Regions from separate parts of the Homo sapiens genome. Here region 1 is linked to region 2. Evidence: chromatin contacts called from ENCODE Hi-C or POLR2A ChIA-PET data. All regions are on one chromosome and are shown on one strand. The core of a region is the stretch at or near the end of the contact, and the rest is flanking DNA. Distances in the headings are between cores, read along the strand shown. Region 1 has its middle 48 kb from the start of LINC01644. Region 2 holds the start of LINC01644 (long intergenic non-protein coding RNA 1644).

Region 1 (6,793 bases), core at 2,820-5,319, 48 kb before region 2:
GCTGCACCTATCAACCCATCACCTAAGTATTAAGCCCCACATACATTAGCTATCTATCCTGGTGCTCTCCCTTTCCCCACTCCCCCTACCACAGGCCCCATTATGTGTTGTTCCCCTCCCTGTATCCATGTGTTCTCATTGTTCAGCTCCCACTTATAAGTGAGAATATACAGTGTTTGGTTTTTTGTTCCTGTGTTAGTTTCCTGGGGATAATGGCTTCTAGCTCCATCCAGGTCCCTGCAAAGAACATGATCTCATTCCTATTTAGGACTGCATAGTATTCCATGGTGTATATGTATCACATATTCTTTATCCAGTCTATCATTGATAGGCATTTGGGTTGATTCCATGTCTTTGCTATTGTGAATAGTGCTGCAATAAACATGCGCATGCATGAATCTTTGTAACAGAATGATTTATATTCCCTTGGGTATATACCCAGTAATGAAATTGCTGAGTCAAATGGTATTTCTGGTTCTAGATCTTTGAGGAATCACCACACTGTCTTCCGCAATGGTTGAACTAATTTACACTCCCACCAACAGTGTAAAAGTGTTATTTCCCCACAGCCTCTCCAGTATCTGTTGTATCTTGACTTTTTGATAATCGCCATTTTGATTGGCATTTTGATTGGCATGAGATGGTATCTCATCGTGGTTTTGATTTACATTTCTGTAATCATCAGTGATATTGAGCTTTTTTTTCATATGTTTGTTGGCTGCTGCATAAATGTCTTCTTTTGAGAAGTGTCTGTTCATGTCTTTTGCCCACTTTTTAATGGGGTTGTTTTTTTCTTATAAATTTGTTTAAGTTCCTTGTGGATTCTGGATATTAGACCTTTTGGGCAGTATGGCCATTTTCACGATATTGACTCTTCCTATCCATGAGCATGAAATGTTTTTCTATTTGTTTGTGTTCTCTCTGACTTCCTTGAGCAGTGGTGTGTAGTTCTCCTTCAAGAGGTCCTTCACTTCCCTTGTTAGCTGTATTCCTAGGTATTTTATTGTACTTGCAGCAATTCTGAATGGGAATTCATGATTTGGCTCTCTGCTTGTCTATTGTTGGAGTATAGGAATGCTTGTGATTTTTGCACATTGATTTTGTATCCTGAGACTTTGCTGAAGTTGTTTATCAGCTTTTGGACTGAGACGATGGGGTTTTCTAGATACAGGATCATGTCATGTGCAGAGACAGTTTGACTTTCTCTCTTCCTATTTGAATACCCTTTATTTCTTTCTCTTGCCTGATTGCCCTGGCCAGAGAAGTTCTGGGTCTTTATCTAGGTCTCCTAATTTCTGCTTCCACACTCTATGTTAATCTGTTGCTGCATAACAAAATTATCCAAAGACTTAGCAGCTTAAAACAAGCCATTTATCATCTCTCCCAGTTTCTGAGAGTCAGGAATCACAGGACAACTTAGCTGGGTGGTTCTGCCTGTCTCCCTAGAGGGGAGCCTGGGCCTGGTACTAAATGAATGCAACTGATTGCAATTTTTAAAAGGAAGTGGCTACACCCATGTTCATAACAGCATTATTCACAATAGCCAGAAGGTGGAAGCAACCCAAGCATCCACTGACAGATAAATGGATAAAGAAAATGTGGTCCATCCATACAATGGAATATTTTTCAGCCCTGAAAAGGAAGGAAGTTCTGACACATGCTACAGCCTGGATGAACCTAGAGGACACGATGCTCAGTGAAATAAGCCGGTCACAATAGTACAAACACTGTGAGGTTCCACTTACATGTGGTCCCTACAGAAGTCAAATTCATGGAGACAGAAGGTGGAACAGAGGAGTGCCAGGGCCTGGGGGAAGGGGGAATGTGGCGTTTAATGGGTACAGAATTTCAGTTTCACGAGATGAAAAGAGTTCTGGCAATGAGGGTGGTGGTGGTTTTATGACAAAGTGAATGTATTTAACACCACTGAACCGTATACTTGAAAACTGTTAAGATGGTAGATTTCCTGTTATGTAAATTTTAACAGAATAATAAAAGGGGCAGGACTCATACATAGAGAGAGTCTTTTCAGAAGCAAGAGTGGATCGGCCCTGGGACGGCTTACAATGGCAGGTAAGCTCATCACCCGAGATCCTTTCTGCTTGTGCGTCCTCTTTCCCCATCAACTTTGGCTGTAGAGTATTCCACTGCAATGCGTTCTCCCATGTGCTGCTGGGGAACCTCCCCACTCACAAAAATATTTTGGTGAACATTCTGCTTGTTTTCATTTCAAAAGTTAAATACCTACCAGACTAACACTGACAGAAAAAAATATAAGAGATGAAACATTACCTATGAAAAGGATGACTACAAAAGTCACTTGAAAATGAGGGGAAAAACGTGCTAATTAAAATGTATTTTTATATACTTTAGTCTACAAGTGTTTTCATTATTTGACCAGAATCCAAGAACAGTTTCTTTGTGGATTTTTTACAGACTCATTTTCATGATATGAAGTATGGTTATGCCTAATTCTTTTAAAAAAGTGAAAAAGAAAGCAATTTTTTGCAATTTTTAAAAGGAAGTGGCTACACCCGTGTTCGTAACAGCATTATTCACAACAGCCAAAAAGTGGAGGCAACCCAAGCATCCATTGACAGATGAACGGATAAAGAAAATGTGGTCCATCCATACAATGGAATGTTAAAAAGAAAGCAGCACAGCAAAGAGCCAGGCTGGCTGGAAGGAGGGGTGGGTGCCCAGGCAGGGGAGGTGGCATCGGAGGTGGACGCTCCCGTGAAAGGATGCAGGCCTGGGTACTGGCTGCCCACCATGCTCCGGCATCACAGCAGCTCCGCCCAAACATCTTGAGAGGCTGCTCAGTGTTTACAGGTAGCTTGCAAACCCTCTGTCTAGCTTTCCAGGTCCATGTACCCCAGGTCAAGTCCTCGGTGCCAAGCACCTGGTGTCCTCGGCGAGCACCACGCTCAGCACTCTGCTCCCTGCTTCTCGCCATGTCCCAATTCTGCAGGTGCTGCTGTGTCTCCCTGCAAATGTCTTGTCCCTCGGTCCTCGAGACCTGCTCACGGCACCTCCTGCAGGATGCTGCAACCTGGCATGTGTATTTGTGCTGTCTCTTAAGCAGCTCTCAGTGCCCAGGAGGCCGCTGTCAACGTGGCCATGGGAGATGAGCAGTCGGGCCCCTCTATTCCCCAGAAATGGAGCTGGAACCCTCACCTTTGCTCTGGTAAGGGGCCTACAGGGATGTCTCCTGCCTGTGATGGCTTTGAGAGGTGTCGTGAATTGAACTGTGTCACCCCAAGATTCGTATGTTGAAGTGGTAACCCCAGCACCTTGCAGACATAATTAAAGTTTAGATGAGGTCATAGTGGATAAGCTGGACCCCTAATCCAACACGCGTAGGGTCCTTACACAGTGGGGAAATTTGGATACACAGACATACAGGCACACAGGGAGAACGCTGCATGAAGACAGAGGCAGAGATTGGAGTGATGCAACTACACACCAAGGAATGCCAAAGACAGCCAACAGACCCCAGCAGCAGGGGGAGAGGTCTGGAACAGATCCCCCCTCACAGCCTCAGAAGGACCCAGCCAAGCTGCCACCTTGATCTCGGCCTCATGGCCTCTAGAATCATGAGACAATCTATTGCTGTTGTTTCAGCCACTGTGTTTGTGCTTCTTTGTTAGGCAGCTGGGGAACTGACAGATGAGAACACCTATCTCATGGACACAGAGAAGTTTGGTACCACAAATGTGGGCCCCGTTTCCCCAGCACTGGCCTACGGAGCATTTCCTCTCACAGACATGGCGAGGGCCAGGCCGGGCAGGTCCTGCTGGCTTTGGCATGAGCCCAGCAGACAGGCCACACACTTTCCTCCTGCCTGCCGTGGGCTTCTCTACAGGAAGGTCTCAGTGAGGAAAGGGCAGACTGCAGAGACCCCAACCCTCACCACAGAGACCCTGGAGAGTGGCCTTCTGGGCCCCAGATGTGAACACGGCTTTCGCCAAATAGGCCGCACACGCCCACGGGCAGCTGAAGCTGGCTTCTCCCAAGAAGGAAAGCCATGCTAGGCAGCTACTTGTAGCAGACGTTTCCAGTCATGTCTGGAGCCGGCAGCTGACAAAATACAGCAAGTCGAGAACTCTGGAAACCATCCAGAGCTTGTTTGTTTCAAGAATTCTTTAGGCTTGCTGGCTTTTTTTCAATCCATGTTGCTTTAGCTAAGACTGTCCTGTCAACTTGCTTCCTCCACCTGCCTCTGACAACACAGAATAATCTGAACTGCAAATAGTCTTACTTGAATTGTTTCCTTTCTTCCCCCTCTTACCATCACCTCCCACCTCCTACCACCACATGAGATGTCTCATATGAGGAATAATGAGGCCAAGTCCACCTCTGCCTGTGTTGGGAGGCACTGTCTGGGGACCTCATTAGAACGTGATGCTTTTAGAGATGATGAAAAGACAGTTTAGAAAGCTTTAGCTCCCAGGAATTCACCAGAGCTCACTCACAGAGGGGTGAGTGACGGCCTCTCCTCTTCTTGCCAACTGAGTGGTGAATTCAAATGTGCCTCCCCAGTCAGTGTAATTGTCATCTGCTAAATATAGGCTGATTACAAATACCAGTGATCTGGGCCTCTAAGGGGAAGTGCCTCCAAGGGAGTCCTTGTCAGTACTGGCAGAGCTGATGGCAGAGCTGATGGCAGGGCTGATGGCAGAGCTGATGGCAGGCTCTTGGAAGATGTTTCTGCAAAGGAAGGAGAAATCAGAATTCATCCTCCGGGATCCAGGACAGCTCCCAAGATGTGTCTTCATCAAATGAAACGTCCTCCTGTTGGCATGGCCCTTGAAGGCACTTGGGGCACATTCACATCCTTCGTCCCACTGAGTCCCCATGGTAAATGCTATGCAATCTCCTTGTCACAAATGAGGAACAAAGCAATGACACCTTCCATAATAAAAATGAAAATCCAGGCCGGGCGCAGTGGCTCACACCTGTAATCCCAGTACGTTGGGAGGCCGAGGCGGGCAGATCACCTGAGGTGGGGAGTTCGAGACCAGCCTGACCAACATGGAGAAACCCCGTCTCTACTAAAAATACAAAATTAGCCAGGCGTGGTGGCACACACCTGTAATCCCAGCTACTCTGAAGGCTGAGGCAGGAGAATCGCTTGAACCTGGGAGGCAGAGGTTGTGGTGAGCTGAGATCGCACCATTGCACTCCAGCCTAGGCAACAAGAGCGAAACTCTGTCTCAAACAAAAGAAAGAAAAGAAAGAAAATCGAGCCTCTCCAAGACTGGGAGGGACTCAACAGAGTCTCCAGGCGCAGACAGGTCAATGGCTGGTGGCCCAGACATTCCTCCAATGATGCACCCCTTCCTGGTTCTCTCACTGAGTCCTTTGATACCAGTATCATCTCATCAGGAGAACGCTGAACCCTCAGGCCCCAGTGCAACCCGAGACTCATCCTGTAGCCCAGCTCAAGCAGGTTGTAGATGGAAGCAAGACTTCTCTCAAGGTTCAGGATGGAGGATGGGAGAAATACCACATGCACAATGGGCCTAATTCAATTTCCTCCAGGGGCATCCTTCGATAGCTACATTTTTAAACATTTACCTGATGTCCCAGTCATGTAAGATAAGGCCAATGCATTTACATTCATTATGATTGCTGGAAGACTTTGAATTATTTCTGCTATCCTGTTTTGGTTTTGGTTTTGGTTTTGGTTTTGGCTTTTGCCACCATATTTATTCGCTTCTCTTACCTCCTTTCCTACTTTCTCTTAATTTGATGGTAGTTTCTTGTTTCTCTGTTGTGGCAAAGATTCTTTGCTTGGCCAAACTTTAGTCAAACATTCTCCTAGCCCCATCTGTGCACTTCCCCGTAAAATAGAGTTTTAGCAAAAGAACCCTGCAGAGACAGTTCCGCAAGAACCGCTAACACTTATTTTCCTTTCTTTTTTTTTTTTTTTTTTGAGACAGAGTCTTGGTCTGTCACCAGGCTAAAGTGCAGTGGCGCTCAATGCAACCTCTACCTCTTGGCTTCAAAAGTTCAAGATATTCTTCTGCTTCAGCCTCCTGAGTAGCTGGGATTACAGGCATGCACCACCATACTAGGCTAATTTTTCTATTTTTAGTAGAGATGGGGTTTTGCCATGTTGGCCAGGCTAGTCTCGAACTCCTGACCTCAAGTGATCCGCCCCCCTCGGCCCCACAAAGTGCTGGGATTACAGGTGTGAGCCACTGCACCCGGCCTCCCACACCCTCTTTATCTGATCATCCTCATTATCTGATCAGGTTCCTCACCCTGCACCACCCCCGAGGTGATGTCGGCCACCCTGGCCTGTCCTCAGCAAGAATCCTAACGGATGGATTTGGCCAGAATCCCCTTCACCCTGATGTCTCCTCTTAGGAATTTCCCATCCCCTTACCCCATCCTGCTCCTTGGCTATTAATTTTCATTTGCCTGTGCTGTATTCAAAGTTGAGCCCAATCTCTCCCGACAACAGCACCCCTTTGCAGTGGCCCCTATACCTATCGTGATGGTCCTGAATGAAGTCTTCCTTGCTGTACTTTGACAAGGGCCATTGAATAATTTTTTTCCTTAACAGTTACGGTGCCATGACTTGGATAGGGTCAGATTCATCACTGAACCCCCAGGCTTCCCACCCAGGGTCCTACATGCATGGTTTTGAGGCCTTTGTCTTCACTCCTGACCGATTGATTTGGGGATCCAGTGGTGAGTCAAACTACTGAGCCGCTGCTCTGGACAAAAGTCTGTTGAAGCTGTTAAGGATAGATTTTGATTCTTAAGGTGTGGGAATATGCTC
Region 2 (7,671 bases), core at 908-3,407:
CACATTAGGATTCAGGAGCTGGCACAGTGGCATTTCCATTTAGAGAGGGCCGTAAAGGGCTGCAGAATCGTCCACCTCTGGGGCAGGTCTCCAGCTTGACTCCTACCTCACCTCATTTGCCAATTAAGGAGGTAAGTGCTGTATGGGGTGAAGACAGAAACCACGGCAGGACTGGGGGGAAATGGAAATCGATGTTTTTCTGACCTCGTGACAGGAGGCCGTTCCCATGCAAAACATCCAAGGAAAGCACCATAAAGGGGGCGATTGATGGACTTTACTATATACCACATAAAAATAAAAATGTTATTCTTGCAAAAACACTAGAAACAACATGTAAATGCAAATGATGAATTTTACAGGAGGGAAAGGAAGAGCTGACCTGAGTCCAGGTGGTTAGGAGAGGTGACAGCGTGCTGGCAGTCCTCACAGCCCTCGCTCGCTCTGGGCACCTCCTCTGCCTGGGCTCCCACTTTGGTGACACTTGAGGAGCCCTTCAGCCCACCGCTGCACTGTGGGAGCCCCTTTCTGGGCTGGTCGAGGCCGGAGCCGGCTCCCTCAGCTTGCAGGGAGGTGTGGAGGGAGAGGCGCGAGCGGGAACCCGGGCTGCGCGCGGCCCTTGCGGGCCAGCTGGAGTTCCGGGTGGGCGTGGGCTTGGCGGGCCGCGCACTCGGAGCAGACGGCCAGCCCTGCCGGCCCCGCGCAGTGAGGCGCTTAGCACCCGGGCCAGTGGCTGCGGAGGGTGTACTGGGTCCCCCAGCAGTGCCGGCCCACTGGCGCTGCGCTCCATTTCTCGCCGGGCCTTAGCTGCCTTCCCGCGGGGCAGGGCTCGGGACCTGCAGCCCGCCATGCCTGAGCCTCCCACCCCCTCCATGGGCTCCTGTGCGGCCCAAGCCTCCCCGACGAGCGCCGCCCCCTGCTCCACGGCGCCCAGTCCCATCCACCGCCCAAGGGCTGAGGAGTGCCGGCGCACGGCGCGGGACTAGCAGGCAGCTCCACCTGCAGCCCCGGTGCGGAATCCACTGGATGAAGCCAGCTGGGCTCCTGAGTCTGGTGGGGACTTGCAGAACCTTTATGTCTAGCTAAGGGATTGTAAATGCACCAATCAGCACCCTGTGTCTAGCTCAGGGTTTGTGAATGCACCAGTCCACACTCTGTATCTAGCTATTCTGGTGGGGCCTTGGAGAACCTTTGGGTCTAGCTCAGGGATTGTAAACGCACCAATCAGCGCCCTGTCAAAACAGACCACTCGGGTCTACCAATCAGCAGGATGTGGGTGGGGCCAGATAAGTGAATAAAAGCAGGCTGCCCAAGCTAGCAGCGGCAACCTGCTGGGATCCCTTTTCACGCTGTAGAAGCTTTGTTCTTTTGCTCTTTGCAATAAATGTTGCTATTGCTAACTCTTTGGGTCCACACTGCTTTTATGAGCTGTAACACTTACCGCTAAGGTTTGCAGCTTCACTCCTGAAGCCAGCGAGACCACGAGCCCACCGGGAGGGATGAACAACTCCAGATGCGCCGTCTTAAGAGCTGTAACACTCACCGCGAAGGTCTGTAGCTTCACTCCTGAGCCAGCTAGACCACGAACCCACACAGAAGGAAGAAACTCCGAACACGTCCGAACATCAGAAGGAACAAACTCCAGACGCACCACCTTAAGAGCTGTAACACTCACTGCAAGGGTCCGTGGCTTCGTTCTTGAAGTCAGTGAGACCAAGAACCCACGAATGCAGGACACAGTTAGGTAGAGGGGCCTCTGGACACAAAGGTGGGGCCCCTGGGGTGGAAAAGGGGAGCTCCTGGGGTCACATATAGTTGGCCCTTGCCCGGGCCCAAAGCAGTGCCTTCCTCCTCGCGTCCTGCCCCAGTGCCCTGCTGCAGACCAGTAACTACCCTTCTTCCAAACATTGGCTGATCAGGAACATCTGGCAGATTAACGAAAGGACACAGGAGTGGTGAAATCTCAGAGCAAGTTCCTAGGTGTCAGAGTTCCTAAGCTTTCTCTCCTTAAATGCCCTTTCTGTTGTGCTAGGGGCCTTTACATTCAGAAGTAAGTCTAAACACTAAGATGTGTTTGTGAACTCTAAACTTCCTCTTCCTGGAACACGTAGGTGTGCATTACAACTTCACTCCAGCAGCCACGCCTTCCTTTGGTTATTCATGTAGCCACCTTATCCTGCACAGGTCTGTGGCAGGCCGTGAGACGGTGACCAGAGAAGCAGTCAGCACTCACGGCCCCTGCCCTTTCAGAGTTTACGCTTGCTTGGAAGCCTCCAGAATGGGGATAAGCACAAGACATTTATGCTGGGCTTCATCCAGGAAGCTCTGGTGGAAGGAAGAGAAAGCAGCCCACACAGCAAGGTTCAGGAGAAGATTCCCATGAAGGACAACTGGGGTTCAGCCCCATCCAGCAGATGACACGGAGCCGGCCTCGGAGGTGTCCTCACCGTGGGACACTGGCATCTGAGCTACCTCAGGGCGTAGCCGGCCGATGTTCCCAGCCTCCCCCTGGGCACAGCCAGCCCAGGCCAAGTGGTCTAGGTAAGCAGCCCAGAAAGGGGACACAGGTGAGGTTGGGACAGCACCTTCCAGGGGGTTAGGTGAACAGCAAGGTCAAGAAAACACACAGCAAGCACCATGGTGGGGTGGGGACCGAGGGGTGACAAGGCTGAGGATGGAATCGCAGATGAGTCTTGAGGCATTTGATATCTAGCATTTCCTTTTGATTCTTTTAAAGTTTTCATCTCTCTGCTTACATTTACATGTCATTTACTTTTTTCATTAGAGCCCATAACAATGACTCACAGATATTTTAAGTTCCTTTTTGGATAATTTTCAAATCTTTGTTATATCTGAGCCTTGTTCTGTGTTTTTCTCTTGCCTTTTAATTTTTTGTTAGAAGCCAGACATGATGCATCAGGTAATAAAAACGGAGGCAATTAGGCTTTTGGTGTGAGGTTTTATATTAATCTGGCCAGGAGTTAGACTGCGTGTAATGATTGCTGTCGTTGTATATCCCAGGGGCTTTAGTTTTCTTGTGTTTTTCCCCATTTTCTTCGGGGTTTCCTATGAACTTCTTATATAAGAACCTGTGTCTTACAGCTGTCTGGGTTGTAATCCACTGTTACTATCCTGGAACCCTATTGACGTGGTGGTAAGGGGAAGATTCTGTAATTTTTTTTTTTTTTTTTGGAATGGAGTCCCACTCTGTCGCCAGGCTGGAGTGCAGTGGTGCGATCTTGGCTCAGTGCAATCTCCGACTCCCTGGTTCAAGCGATTCTCCTGCCTCAGCCTCATGAGTAGCTGGGACTACAGGCTCATGCCACCATGCCCAGCTAAGTTCTGTATTTTTAGTAGAGACGGGGTTTCACTGTCTTGGCCAGGATGGTCTCTATCTCTTGACCTTGTGATCTGCCCATCTCGGTCTCCTAAAGTCCTGGGATTACAGGCATGAGCCACCACGCCCGGCCGAAAGGTGAAGACAGAGAATCATGACCAAGACTGGTTTACCTGAGACTAAAACCGCTGGCGCCTGTAACAGCAGGGCCACTTTAAAGCTTTCCCCTTTCTAAAACACTTTTCTCTGATCTTTAAGGCAAAGGAAATTTTGGCGGCTTTTTGTCTCTCCTTACATGAGACAGGAAAGCTACAGGGGGCTTGAGCAGGCCAGTCGCTCTTCCTCCAGGTCAGACAAGGGGAAACTGTTGGAAGTCACGGCTTTGTTAAGGAGAATTTTCTGGTCATCTTTCAAAATGGTTCTTTTCCCCTCCCCTTTCTAAAACACTTTTCTCTGATCTTTATGGCAAGAACCTGCTGGGGTTTCAGCAGGTGAAATACATGAGCCTGTTGCAGTCCCCCTAAGACTGGGCCCCAAGAGGTTTTAACTCTCAGGCTAGTCCACACTCAGCCTCTGGCAATTTGTCAAAATTAGTGTTAAAGTGGCTCTACCAGTTACAGGCACCAGTGGTTTTAGTCTCAGGTAAACTAATCGTGGCTATGATTCTCTGTCTTCACCTTTCTCTACAAACTTCAGAGAGGCTGGTTTGCTCTGTGATCTCAATTAGCTGATGGATCTAGGTAAAGTCATTGAGGTTCAGTCTGTTCAGTGTTTTCCCTGATGTGACGATGAGAGGGGGTGACTTCCGTGCTGTTTCCATATTGGGGCTGAAACAGGAAGTCCCATATATGCTCTCCATATGTGTTGTGCACATATGCTGTTAGATAGATACATTCCTAGGTACCTTAGAGTTTTTTGCTATTATCTTAAGTGTATTCATCATCTCTTATTCCTTCCATTATAGTTTCTCAGTTGTTGTTACTAGAATACAGGAGTGGACTTGAATTTTGTATGTTAATGGAACAGGCTCTGAAGCCAGGCAGTCTGGATTTATACCCCAGCTCCTCCACCTGTTAGCTGTAATACTTCAAGCAACTTCAGTACTACACTTAGATTCAGTGTTCTTCTGTATAAAACAGAAATAATAGTAGCTACTTCATAAGGTTGTTATGAAAGGAGAACAAAGCAGAATGTTTAGAGCACATAGAGCAATGCCTCTGTCTTATTGCACAGAGCAGTCTTGACATAACTAACTCCATCTTAGAAAAGGACTCTATTTTATATTTCATAGGACACTTTGCCAGCAAGGACAAGATGATTTGCTTAATAAAAAAAAAAAAAAAAAAAAAAGACTGCATCCAGCCAGATAAGGACATAAACAAGCACGCTCCTCCACTGTCAGTCCTCACCAGAGGACTCTATGGTCATAAACAGCTCAAAACTGCGGTCTTAACAGACTCAGTCTTGCTGTCACTCATGATGAGAACCCAGCATTGGCTACCAAAGGCTCTGCCACATCAAAGACTCTTCCTTGCAGGACCAAAGGACTGCCTGGCCCAGACCAGGAGATTCTTTTTGGCTTCGTTGCTCTCCCTGGACTGGTTTGTTAAACCTTTCTCCTATCTCTATTCTCTTGATGTTGAATGTTACTTTTTGTCTGTTTGTGGAATGTTTAATCTATAACATTTATGTATTAAGTATACTATTATCTATGGTTTGCAATATTGACTGACTTTGTGGAAGGACACACATGTGCGTAGACCTGGTTATCTCTAATCTTGCACTGCTGGTGAGACTTAGCAACCCTTTGATAAATATTATCTACTATTAGTGATAGAGACAGGAGGTAGCCAAGGGTCCCCTGCGAAACCCTGCCTTCAAACCTAAAATAGCCTGAAGTTTAAAAAACCAGACAGCCAGTCCTGGATGAAGCCCACCCTTTCCTGACTGATCCTTTTTTTTTTTTTTTTTTCCTGTCTGTTGCCCAGGCTGGAGTGCAGTAGTGCAATCTTGGCTTACTGCAACCTCCACCTCCTGGGTTCAAGCAATTCTCCTGCCTCACCCTCCTGAGTAGCTAGGATTACAGGTGTGTGCCACAATGCCTGGCTAATTTTTGTATTTTTGGTAGGGACAGCGTTTCACTATGTTGGCCAGGCTGGTCTTGAACTCCTGACCTCAAGTGATTCGCCCACCTCAGCCTCCAAAAGTGCTGGGATTACAGGCGTGAGCCACCGTGCCCGGCCCTGACTGATTCTGTCAGAATAATGCGGACCTGCACACTGGGAGGACGGGGTGGGACCTCAGGAATTTGGTGCCACTTGCAGTGGGCAGGAGCCTGGCCTTTTCTGTTCGTGTGTGGTAACCTGGGATTCAGTCTGTGAAATGGAGGCCTGTTAACAGAAACTCCTCTCGATTTGCTGAGAATTTTTTCCTTTTTGCCCAATAAATCCTACTCCTTATCCTTCCATGTGTCCATCAGCCTAATCTTTCCTGGTTGTGTGACAAGAACCCATTTTTTTTTCCTACAGCAATAGTATTATGTTATTTTACTATAATTATCCCAAATCTTGCTATCTCTCTTTTGAAACATGTTCATGAAAGATATTGTCTTAGTTTTTGGCTGCTATAACAAAATGCCATAGACTGAGTGGCTTAATAACAAACATTGATTGCTCAAAGTTTCTGGAGGCCAGGAGGCCAAGGTCAAGGTGCTGGCAGATTCAGTGTATGGTGACAGCCCCTTTCTTGGTTTGCAGACAGCCGTCTTCTTGTATCTTCATAAGATTGAAGAGAGGGAACTTCTGTCTCTTTGTCTCCTTATAAGGGCACCAATCCCATTCATGAAGCCTCCACACCTATGACCTAATTACCTCCCAAAGGTCCCATTTCCAAATACCACATTGGGGATTTAGGCTTCTATATATGGATTTTAGGGAAACATAAATACCCCATTCATAGCCGATATCATTCACACATGATAGAATTTACTCATTTAATGTGTAAAATTCAATACTTTTTAGTGTATTTAGCTTTGTACAATCATACAATAATCTGTGCTTTTTTTTTTTTTTTAACATTTTAGTCCCTACTGAAAGGAATTCATATCCATTTGTAGTCAATTCCCATTCTCCCTAACTTCCCCTCATCCCCAGCAATCACTAATGTACTCTCTGTGTCTGTAGATTTACCTATTCTGGAAATTTCATGTAAATGGACTCATACAATATATGGTCTCGTGTGACTTGCCTCTTGCATTTAGCATAATGTTTTCAAGGTTCATCAACATTGTAGCATGCATCAGTACATCCTTCCTTTTTATTGCCAAGTAGTATTTCATTGCATGCCAAAATTTATCCCCATTTGGACATTTGGATTGCTTCCAAATTTTTTTTTTTAATTATTATTTGAGACGGAGTCTCGCTCTGTCTCCCAGGCTGGAGTGCAGTGGCGCGATCTCGGCTCACCGCAAGCTCCGCCTCCCAGGTTCATGCCATTCTCCTGCCTCAGCCTCCCGAGTAGCTGGGACTACAGGTGCCTGCCACCACGCCCAGCTAATTTTTTGTGTTTTTAGTAGAGACAGGGTTTCACCATGTTAGCCAGGATGATCTCGATCTCCTGACCTCTTGATCCGCCTGCCTCAGCCTCCCAAAGTGCTGGGATTACAGGCGTGAGCCACCGCACCTGGCCATGCTGCGCTATTTTTTTTTTTTTTTTTTAATTTTTAGTACAGACGGGGTTTCACCGTGTTAGCCGGGATGGTCTGGATCTTCTGACCTTGTGCTCCACCTGCCTCAGCCTTCCAAAGTGCTGGGATTACAGGCGTGAGCCACTGCGCCGGCCTCCAGGCTTTTTTTGACTATTGTAAATAATGCTGTTAAAAATTTTGTACAAGTTTTTGTGGGAATATATGTTTTCATTTCTCTTGTGTATATATCTAGATGTGATATTGCTGGGCCATATGTACAAGTTTTTGTGCAAGTTTTGTGGGAAGATATGTTTTCATTTTTCTTGCGTGTGTACCTAGATGTAATATTGCTGGGTTGTATGTTTAACCGTTTGAAGAACCACCAGACTGTTTTCCCAATATAGTAACGTTGAGCATCTGTTATTCTACTAATGGGCCATTTCTGTGTATTCTTGAGAGAACTGTTGATTGAAATCCCTTTATCGTTTTAAAAATTGAGTTATGTTTTTATTAAGTTCTAAGTGTTTTCTATGTATTTTAGAACAAGTCCCTTATTAGATACATGGTTAGCAAATATCTGATAGGTTGTCTTTTCACTTTCTTAATGGTATTGTTTGAAGTAAAAAGTTTTAAAATTTGATAAAATGTATCT

Evidence for each region. A loop is a pair of places that touch in the nucleus more often than their neighbours do. ChIA-PET counts read pairs that join two places held with the same protein, here RNA polymerase II (POLR2A).
Region 1: a map of left colon shows a loop between it and region 2 (2.6-fold over the local background). The contact joins the enhancer-like site here to the promoter of LINC01644 in region 2. A Hi-C loop is called at or near these places in 1 of 168 maps with a recorded cell type or tissue (left colon). POLR2A ChIA-PET finds 5 or more read pairs at or near these places in 2 of 52 experiments (WTC11 and activated T-cell).

The regions. Positions count from the first base shown.
Region 1 is chr22:47,531,937-47,538,729 of GRCh38, reverse strand. No RefSeq gene overlaps it. Among named protein-coding and RNA genes, the nearest start is that of LINC01644, 48 kb to the right of the region's middle. Within about 2 kb of position 4,069, at least 3 of the 41 ENCODE cell types and tissues checked have a DNase peak (open chromatin) inside an H3K27ac peak, as active enhancers do.
Region 2 is chr22:47,481,597-47,489,267 of GRCh38, reverse strand. LINC01644 (long intergenic non-protein coding RNA 1644) reads left to right here and starts at 2,157. Exons shown (of 3, transcript NR_109967.1): 1 at 2,157-2,538.